2 separate regions of the Homo sapiens genome follow, and region 2 is linked to region 1. The links are chromatin contacts, found by Hi-C or POLR2A ChIA-PET in ENCODE. All regions are on one chromosome and are shown on one strand. Each heading gives the region's core, a stretch centred on a gene start or an enhancer-like site at or near the end of the contact. The rest is flanking DNA. Distances are from core to core; before and after follow the strand shown.

Evidence for each region. Hi-C counts contacts between places; a loop is a spot of excess contacts on that map. ChIA-PET counts read pairs that join two places held with the same protein, here RNA polymerase II (POLR2A).
Region 2: a map of lower leg skin shows a loop between it and region 1 (13-fold over the local background). The contact joins the enhancer-like site here to the promoter of MSI1 in region 1. A Hi-C loop is called at or near these places in 1 of 168 maps with a recorded cell type or tissue (lower leg skin). POLR2A ChIA-PET finds 5 or more read pairs at or near these places in 2 of 52 experiments (A673 and activated T-cell).

Annotation. Positions count from the first base shown.
Region 1 is chr12:120,366,769-120,371,193 of GRCh38, reverse strand. It overlaps MSI1 (musashi RNA binding protein 1), which reads left to right and starts at 2,030. Exons shown (of 15, transcript NM_002442.4): 1 at 2,030-2,161; 2 at 2,321-2,361; 3 at 2,921-3,002; 4 at 3,102-3,186. The coding sequence starts at 2,103.
Region 2 is chr12:121,367,244-121,371,707 of GRCh38, reverse strand. No RefSeq gene overlaps it. Among named protein-coding and RNA genes, the nearest start is that of ANAPC5, 17 kb to the right of the region's middle. Within about 2 kb of position 2,252, at least 2 of the 41 ENCODE cell types and tissues checked have a DNase peak (open chromatin) inside an H3K27ac peak, as active enhancers do.

The DNA.
Region 1 (4,425 bases), core at 781-3,280:
TCACCCTCATCTGTGTCTCTGCTACAACACAAACTGGAATGCTTTTGTGTCGGAATGGTAAGAAATGCCTTGTGTGGGTGGCCCTCCAGTCCCCAGTCCAGGGGATGCTGAGAAACTGTGGGGCAGAGTAGGGGACACAAACAGGAAAAAGCAAGTTTGTTTCTAGTGTTATGCTCACAGGGTGGCAGGATATACCTGCTGAGCATTCCCAGAAGGTCCCCAAGGAAACCATTACTGTAAGTCTCTCACTTTCTTCTCTGCCTGATGGTTGGGGTGGGGAGAGGGAAGGAGGGCTATCAAGAGGGGGATGGGCACCCTTCCAGAGGTCAGAGTTATGATGCCCAGGAATAAAAGGTGTTGAATTCAGGATGGAATGTGAAGGTGAACAGCAAAGGGCTTGTCAACATGGGTTGTCACTGGATTACACCGGATGGATTAAGGTAGGGATGGGGGAAGGAGTAGAAGGTGAGTTGGGAGGGAGGGGCTTGTGTGGCACTGAGACCCCCAGCAGGGATGGGGAGAAGGGGTGTTGGCCACCTAAGCTTCCTGGTTTGATCCTTTTTTGGCTGGTTTCAGCTGGGGAAGTGAAGGGTCCTAAGGCTTGGATATGGAGAGGTGGGAATATGGAGAGGTGGGGATATGGAGAGGCGGGGATAAGGAGAGGTGGGGATAAGGAGAGTGGCCCCGCAGCTCCCCTGGTGAACCAGAATACTTTCTCAGGGTTGTTCCCAGGCTGGAGGGAGGGAATTTTAGGGGTACGTAAGGTGACTCCAAGGAGCCTTGGGTGCAAGTACTGGGGGATCCCAGAGACCCAGAAGATGGGGGTAGAAAGGAAGGTGTTTGCCTTCACGGGGAGTAGCCTCAAAATAAGAGGGACTGAGGGAAGTCATTCCAAATGCAGTGGGTAGGTAGTTTAGGCTCTTCCAATGGGATGGGGTGGAGCTTAGACCTCTGCAAAAGAAGGGGGTCATTCGGAGGGGACGGTGCACAGCTGAGGCGTTGGGCTCCTAAACTGGAAACAGGAGGCTCTAAGAGGCACTGCCTTTTCCTCCAGCCTCGGTGTGGTGGGGGTGGTGAGTGTCTGGAACCGGGTTTCCCGAATCAGGACAGGAGTCTGAATGGATCTCACAAAAACCGGCCAGGGAGGGAGAGAACCAGGGGAGACTCCTCACACCGGGAGGTGGGGGTGGCGGCAAACTGAGAACCCGGGCTTGGGGCGCGGGATTTTCTCAACAGACCATAGGGTCCACTAATGTGGACGGCAGGGATTTGGGGAAACTAAGGGGGACTCTCACTTTGGACACCAAGGGCTGAGGACGGATTGGGGAAGAGGATACGGTTTCTACTGGGGTGCTGATGGAGGTTCCCCACTCGGGACGCGAGGCACTGAGTGGGTCCCCCAAACTGGATATGGGATCCTGGGAACGGAGCGAGGGCTCTAAATTAGAGCCCTGGGGTGGGGGTGGGGGGCTGTAAATTAGGTTGGGAGGAAACTGGGGGCTCTGAGGGCGGCTTCTCGCTCCGACTGGGGAAATGGAGCATGTGGGGACTGGGGAGCACTAGGGCTATCTCCCGCCCGACCCGAGGAGATTGGGGTTCTCTTCAATTCTGGACAGCAGGGACCTGAGAGGGAAGACCGGGGGGGTTCCCGATCCGGAACCGAGCTACCTTGAAGGCACCGGGAAGCGCTTCATTCCGGGAGGGCGTTCCCGCGGCCGGGCCCCCGCGCCGGGGTGGGTGGGGGGTGCGGCCGCGCCCTGGTCCCGGCCCGCACCGGGATTCGGGGGTCTCGCTCGGCCCCGGAGACCCAGGAGCCCCGCGGGAAGGGGGTCCCGGCGCCGCCGCCTCCGCGGGCGCCCGGGCTCGCGGGCGAGCGCGGGGCTTTATGCGCGCAGGGCGGCGGGGGGAGGAGCCGGCAGGTCGGCCCCCGGCGGGCCCTCCCCTCGGCCGTCCCCGCCCGCCCGCCCGAGCGGGGTCGGGGGAGGGGGCAGCATGGCCTGTCCGTCCGGCCCCCTTCGCCGCGCTCCTCATCTGCCCCGCGCCGAGCGCCGCCGCCGCCGCCGCCGCCGCCGCTCCGCTGCCCGCGCCGCCCGCGGCTCCCGATGGAGACTGACGCGCCCCAGCCCGGCCTCGCCTCCCCGGACTCGCCGCACGACCCCTGGTACGGCCCGGCCCGGCCTGCTTGGCCCGCGCCCGCCCCGGCCCCGCCAACATGGCCGATCCGGGTCCGGCCGGGCCTCCCCGGAGCCCGGGCCCGCGCCCCCTGCGCCCTGGCGCCCGGCGCTCACGCGGGCCCTTTGTGTCTCTCCTCCTCCCGCAGCAAGATGTTCATCGGGGGACTCAGTTGGCAGACTACGCAGGGTGAGCGAGCCCGGGAGCGCCCGCCGGTCCGGCAGGGCACCCCGGACCCCCCGGCGCCCCGGACCCGGACACCCCAGCCCGGCCCTGCGCCCTGCTGACCCCGGGCGCCCTCGCGCCCTCTTTCGCGCCCCGCCCGGAGACCCCGAGAGCGCAGGGCGATCCGCGAGCGCACCCGGCCCAGCGGGTGGAGGGGAGCAGATGAGGGGTTCAGGGGGTATCGGGGGGTGGGCTGGGCCCCCGGGACCCGCCGGCGGCAGCGCCAACTCCGCTCGCACCTGCGGCTCAAACTTTTGTGAGGCTGCTCCCGGAGCGGCGGGAACCCGGCCGGAGCCGTCCCCCTTCCAGCCCAGCTCGGCCCTCGGCTTCCCGGGGCCCCGGTGGGCGCCAGGAGGCTCAGCGGGAACGGGGCGAGGGCGGTGGGGGGCGGCGGCAGTGGAGAACGCGCGGGCAGCTTGGCGCGGGGGCGGCCGGGCCGCTCCGGGGTCACCGGGGGCAAAGGACGGGGGGGGGGGAAGGGCGCGGGGCCCGGGCTGGTCCGAAGGCGGGTGTGTGGTTACAGAAGGGCTGCGCGAATACTTCGGCCAGTTCGGGGAGGTGAAGGAGTGTCTGGTGATGCGGGACCCCCTGACCAAGAGATCCAGGTGAGCCCCTCACCCCCTCCTCCTGCTCCCGGCTCGCCCCCCTCCACCCGCCACTCACTGCCTTGTAACCATCTGCCTCTCCCTCACTACGGCGCGCAGGGGTTTCGGCTTCGTCACTTTCATGGACCAGGCGGGGGTGGATAAAGTGCTGGCGCAATCGCGGCACGAGCTCGACTCCAAAACAGTGAGTGGCCCTCGGGGCTTCGGGGGTCCTTTGGGAGAGGGAGGCTGCCGGAGGAGAGGGTCAGGACTCTCCCCAGGGGACAGCTGGACGGGGTCCATGAGGAAGGAGGGAGTTTTTCTGAGTAAGAGGGCTGCCATGCTCTGAAACTTTGTCACTAGAGTTGGGGGGGAGAGGGAGGAGAAAAATCCCTGGCCTGCCATGAGATGCTACATCCCCCCTCCCCTAGTCCTGGTGAGGGGAGAGGCAGCCGCCACCCTCTCCCTAGAAGTACTAATCATGATGCCTCAGAGCAGAGCTTGGGGTGGGGCTAGGTCCCTCCCCCAGCCCAAATTGGGTGAGTCAGGGTAGCACTGACCCACCCGGTGGCTTCTGTGAACTCTAACTAGTATTTGGCTCTGCGACACCCCCTCTTCATCCAGACCAATGGCAAAGCATCCCTTGAAGCCCCCTCCCTCTCTCCTTCCCTCCTCCCCCGACTTTTGGTCAATGAGCTCCTTGCTTTGTGTGGAAGACAGGGACCTGCTTTGCCCACGGAGGGGATTTATGAGAAAGGCTCTAGCTTGCCTGGAAACGACCCTTCGGAAGACTAGATCTTAGGAGAAGCTGCTTGGTTGGCATTCAAACTCATGGAACATTTTGCTGTTGTCCCACAGCTCCTTCGTGTCTTAGACCCTGCAGGGGGCGCTGGCTCCAGGGCAGATGGAAAAGTAGAAAAGTCAGAGGAGGGGGTTACTCCCATGTGATGGGGGTGTCTGTCTGCTGGGGGCAGGGATAGTGTGGATCTCTTCTCTCCATGCTTCCCTGCTGTCCCCCAGCCTTGGGCCTCTCTGCTTGGGTCAGTCCCTGGCTCCCGTTTACCTGCAACAATAGCTGCTTGTGCCCAAGAATTTGTCAAATTACCGCCTGTCCCCAGCTCCTGTTATCTCTGCCCAGTGGCTCCCGCTCCCGCTCGCAGTAATGAGCAAATGAGGCCAGGCCTCAACTTTGCCGGCTCTGAAAGGATCTTCTTGGCGCAGCCTGAGTGACCCAAGCCTGGAAATGGAGAGACAGTGGCCTATTGTTTTTGGTGATTATCTGCCATCAAGCTGCCTGTTCTGCTACCATCCCCTGTCCTCAGAATGCACTGATGGCTTCTGCAGTGCTGAGGAAGCTGAGATTTAGGGGCTGGGGGATGGAGGAGTGGAAGATTGATAAAGGGGAAGAGAATGAGGGAGGAAGGAGGGTGAGATGAGCATCCTT
Region 2 (4,464 bases), core at 1,003-3,502, 1.0 Mb before region 1:
TTGCACCAACCTAAAATACAAAAATTAGCTCGGGATGGTGGTGCACCCCTGTAATCCCAGCTGCTTGAGAGTCTGAGATGGGAGGATCACCTAAGGCCAGGAGGTCAAGGCCACAGTGAGCTGTAACTGTGTCACTGCACTACTGTACTCCAGCCTGGGCAACAGAGAGAGAGAGAGGAAGGAAGGGAGGGAGGGAGGGAGTGGGGAGGTGGGGGGCCCGTCCTGTTGGCTCACACAAGTAATCCCAGCACTTTGGGAGGCCAAGGCGGGCAGATCACGAGGTCAAGAGATCAAGACCATCCTGGCCAACATGTTGAAACCCTGTCTCTAATAAAAATACAAAAATTAGCTGGGCATGCACTCCTGTAGTCCCAGCTACTCGGGAGGGTGAAGCAGGAGAATCGCTTTACCCTGGGAGGCGGAGGTTGCAGCGAGCCGAGATCGCTCTACTGCACTCCAGCCTGGCAAAAGGCAAGACTCCATCTCAAAAAAACCCAAAAAACCAAAAACAAAGAGAGAAAGAAAGAAGGAGAGAGAGAGAAAGGAAGGAAGGAAGGAAGAGAGAGAGAGAAAGAAAGAAAAAACAGAGGCCAGGCACGGTGGCTCATGCCTGTAATCCCAGCACTTTGGGAGGCCGTGGCGGGCGGATCATTTGAGGCCAGGAGTTCGAGACCACCCTGGCCAACATGGTGAAACCCCGTCTCTACTAAAAAATCCAAAAATTAGCTGGGCATGGTGGTGCACATCTGTGATCCCAGCTATTCGGGACGCTGAGGCAGGAGAGTCACTTGAACCTGGGAGGTGGAGGCTGCAGCAGGCTGAGATTGCACCACTGTGCTCCAGCCTGTGTGACAGAGCAAGACTCTGTCTCAAAAAAAAAAAAGAAAAAAAAAGAAATCTGGTTTCTATTCTGCCATGAAAGGGATGGGTGACCCCCAAGGCCTCAGTTTCCTTATCCTAAAGAACTCAAATTATTTTTGAGAAGGTCACCAGCCAAGTAGCTTTTGTTATAAAATGCAGATGTTCATATTTTTTTCTAGTGTGGTAAAATTCCCTTAACATAAAATTCACCATTTTAACCTTTTTTTTTTTTTTTTTTTTTTTTTTGAGACAGTCTCACTCTGTCGCCCAGGCTGGAGTGCAATGGCACGATCTTGGCTCACTGCAGCCTCTGCCTCCTGAATTCAAGTGATTCTCCTGCCTCAGCCTCCCAAGTAGCCTGGATTACAGGCACACACCACCACACCTGGCTAATTTTTGTATTTTTAGTAGAGATGGGGTTTCGCCATGTTGGCCGGGCTGGTCTTGAACTCCTGACCTCGTGATCCACCCCCCTCAGCCTCCCAAAGTGCTGGGATTACAGGCGTGAGCCACCACGCCCGGCCTTAACCATTTTAAATGGTACAATTCAGTGGCATTTAGTACCTTCACATGCAACCATCACCGCTATCTGTTCCAGAACATTATCATCTGCATATGGATTATCCGGAAGAGTTAAATCCATAGAGACAGGAAGATTGGTGGTTGCCAGGGGCTGGGGAGAGGGGAAAGTGGGCAGTGATTGCTTAATGGGTACAGAGTGTCTTTTAGGGGTGATGAAAATGTTTTGGAACTAGATGGAGATGATAGTTGCCCAACATTGTAAATGCACTAAATGGGACTGAATTGCTCACTTTAAAATGGTTAATTTTACCTCAATTTAAAAAGAGAAAGGGGAAAAAGATAGCTTTGTTTATTAATTAATTAAGCACTTCAGCTGTAGAGAGAGAGAATTTAGATTAATGGGCTAACTCAATGAGACCCAGCCTAATGCCCCCATTACATCTACAGAACTGTGCCCTGAGATTTTAATAGTAGAGACCAGTTAGGCTATCATGAGCTTTCACGTCTCAATGTATAGTTAGAGGACTCGTATTCTCAACATCACCTGGGAGCCTGTTAGACATTCACAACCCCAGGCTGCCCCAGACCAACTGAACGAGAATTTGTACTTTTTAATTTTATTTTATTTTTGAGACTGAGGGAGTCTCCCTCTGTCGCCCAGGCTGGAGTGCAGTGGTGCAATCTCAATTCACTGCAACCTCCGCCTCGTGAGCTCAAGCGGTTCTCCTGCCCCAGCCTTCCAAGTAGCTGGGATTACAATGCATGCCACCACACCTGTCTAATGTTTGTATTTTTAGTAGAGACGGCGTTTTGCCATGTTGGCCAGGCTGATCTCAAACTCCTGGCCTCAAGTGATCTGCCCGCCTCAGCCTCTGAAAGTGCTGAGATTACAGGCGTGAGACATCGCGCCCGACACAGAATCTGTATTTATTTAACAAGCTTTCCAGGTGATTCACTTGCACGTTGAAGTGTGGAAAATCACAGTTATAGGAACGCTGAAGTGGTACAAGCTTACCCCACTCTAGGCAACCAAATATATATTAACATAATTTCAGTTTTGTTTTTGTTTTTTTTGAGATGGAGTCTCACTCTGTCACTCAGGTTGGAGTGCAGTGGCACGATCTCAGTTGACTGCAACCTCCGCCTCCTGGGTTCAAGCAATTCTCCTGCCTCAGCTTCCCGAGTAATTGGGATTACAGGTGCATGCCACCACGATCGGCTAATTTTTTTTGTATTTTTTTTTAGTAGAGATGGGGTTTCCCCATGTTGGCCAGGGTGGTCTCAAACTCCTGACCTAAAGTGATCCGCCGGCCTTGGCCTCCCAGAGTGCTAGGATTACAGGCCTGAGCCACTGCGCCCGGACATAATTTCAGTTTTTTACAGAGGATGCATTGCGGTATGACTGCTTGCTTAACAGGCTCCCATTAGTCTTTAATTTCCAATCTCCCTTAAGGCACTGGAAAATTTAACCACCATCAAAAGATTTAGCAGTGATTTTCAAGGAACTCAGCTTCTGAGTAGATGAAAGTCTTTACAATACAAAACACACACCAGCGGCCAGAAAATGTTAATATAAGCTTCCAAGTCAGCCAGGGAAATTGCCTTCTTATGTGAGATGTGGCAGAATTTATTTAAGGAGTGACGTGCCTGTAATTCCAGCACTTTGGGAGGCCGAGGCGAGAGGATAACTTGAGCCCAGGAGTTTGAGAGTAGCCTGGGTAAGATAGGAAGACCCATCGCTACAGAAAATTTTAAAAACATTAGCTGGGTGTGGTGACACGTGGCTGTGGTCCCAGCTACCTGGGAGGCTGAGGCGAGAGGATCACTTGAGCCTGGGAGGTCAAGGCTGCAGTGAGACTGGATCAATTATGCTACTGCACTCCAGCCTGGGTGATAGAGTGAGACTCTGTCTCTGAAAAAATAAGCTAAAGAAAAAAGAGGCCGGGCACGGTGGCTCACGCCTGAAATCCCAGCATTTTGGGAGGCCGAGGCAGGAGGATCACCTGAGGTCAGGAGTTTGAGACTAGCCTGGCCAACTCGGTGAAATCCCATCTCTACTAAAAAGACAAAAATTAGTTGGGCACGGTGGCGCATGCCTGTAATCTCAGCTGCTCAGGAGGCTTGAGGCAAGAGAATTTCTTGAACCCGGGAGGCAGAGGTTGCAGTGAGCTGAGATTCCACCACTGCACTCCACCCTGGGCGACAGAGCGAGACTCTGTCTCAAAAAAAAAAAAAAAAAGAAATTAAATGTTTTAGAGTACACCTCTGAATAGGATTTTTTTTTTTTTTTTTTTTGTGACAAGGTCTCACTCTGTTGCCCCCGCCTCCTGGGTTCTACCCATTCTCCTGCCTCAGCCTCCCAAGTAGCTGGGATTATAGGCGCTCACCACAATACAGGGCTTATTTTTGAATTTTTAGTAGAGATGGAGTTTCACCATGTTGGCCAGGCTGGTCTCGAACTCCTGACCTCAAGTGATCCGCCTGCCTCAGCCTCCCAGTGTGCTGGGATTACAGGTGTGAGCCACCGTGCCAGCAGGATTCTTTTTTTTCTTTCTTTGTTTCTTTTTTTGAGACGGGGTCTTCCTTTGTCACCCAGGCTGGAGTGCAGTGGTGCGATCATGGCTCACTGCAGCCTCAAACTCCTGGGCTCAAGTGATCTTCCTACCTCAGCCTCCTGAATAGGTGGGACTACAGACATGCACCACCATGCCTATCTAATTTTTTTTTTTTTTTAAGTAGAGAAGCAGTATCGCTTTCTTGCCCAGGCTGGTCTTGAACTCTCAGGCTCAGGTGATCCACCCACCTCACCCTCCCAAATTGCTGGGATTACAGATATGAGCCACTGTGCCTGGCAGTGAACAAGATTCTCAATGGGTGATTTTAAAGAGGCTGTTCCCTTCAGCCTAGGGTACCCCACCTTTTCCCTGTGCTTTGTTCCTGTCTTTAGTACTTCCTCAGTATCCCAAACTTGAAAATCAAAAGATACAAAGCTAACACGATGATACCCATATTCTACCTAATTTTATGGTAAAATTTGCTTGGTTTAACTTTCTTTTTTTTTTTTTCTTTTTTAAGATGGAG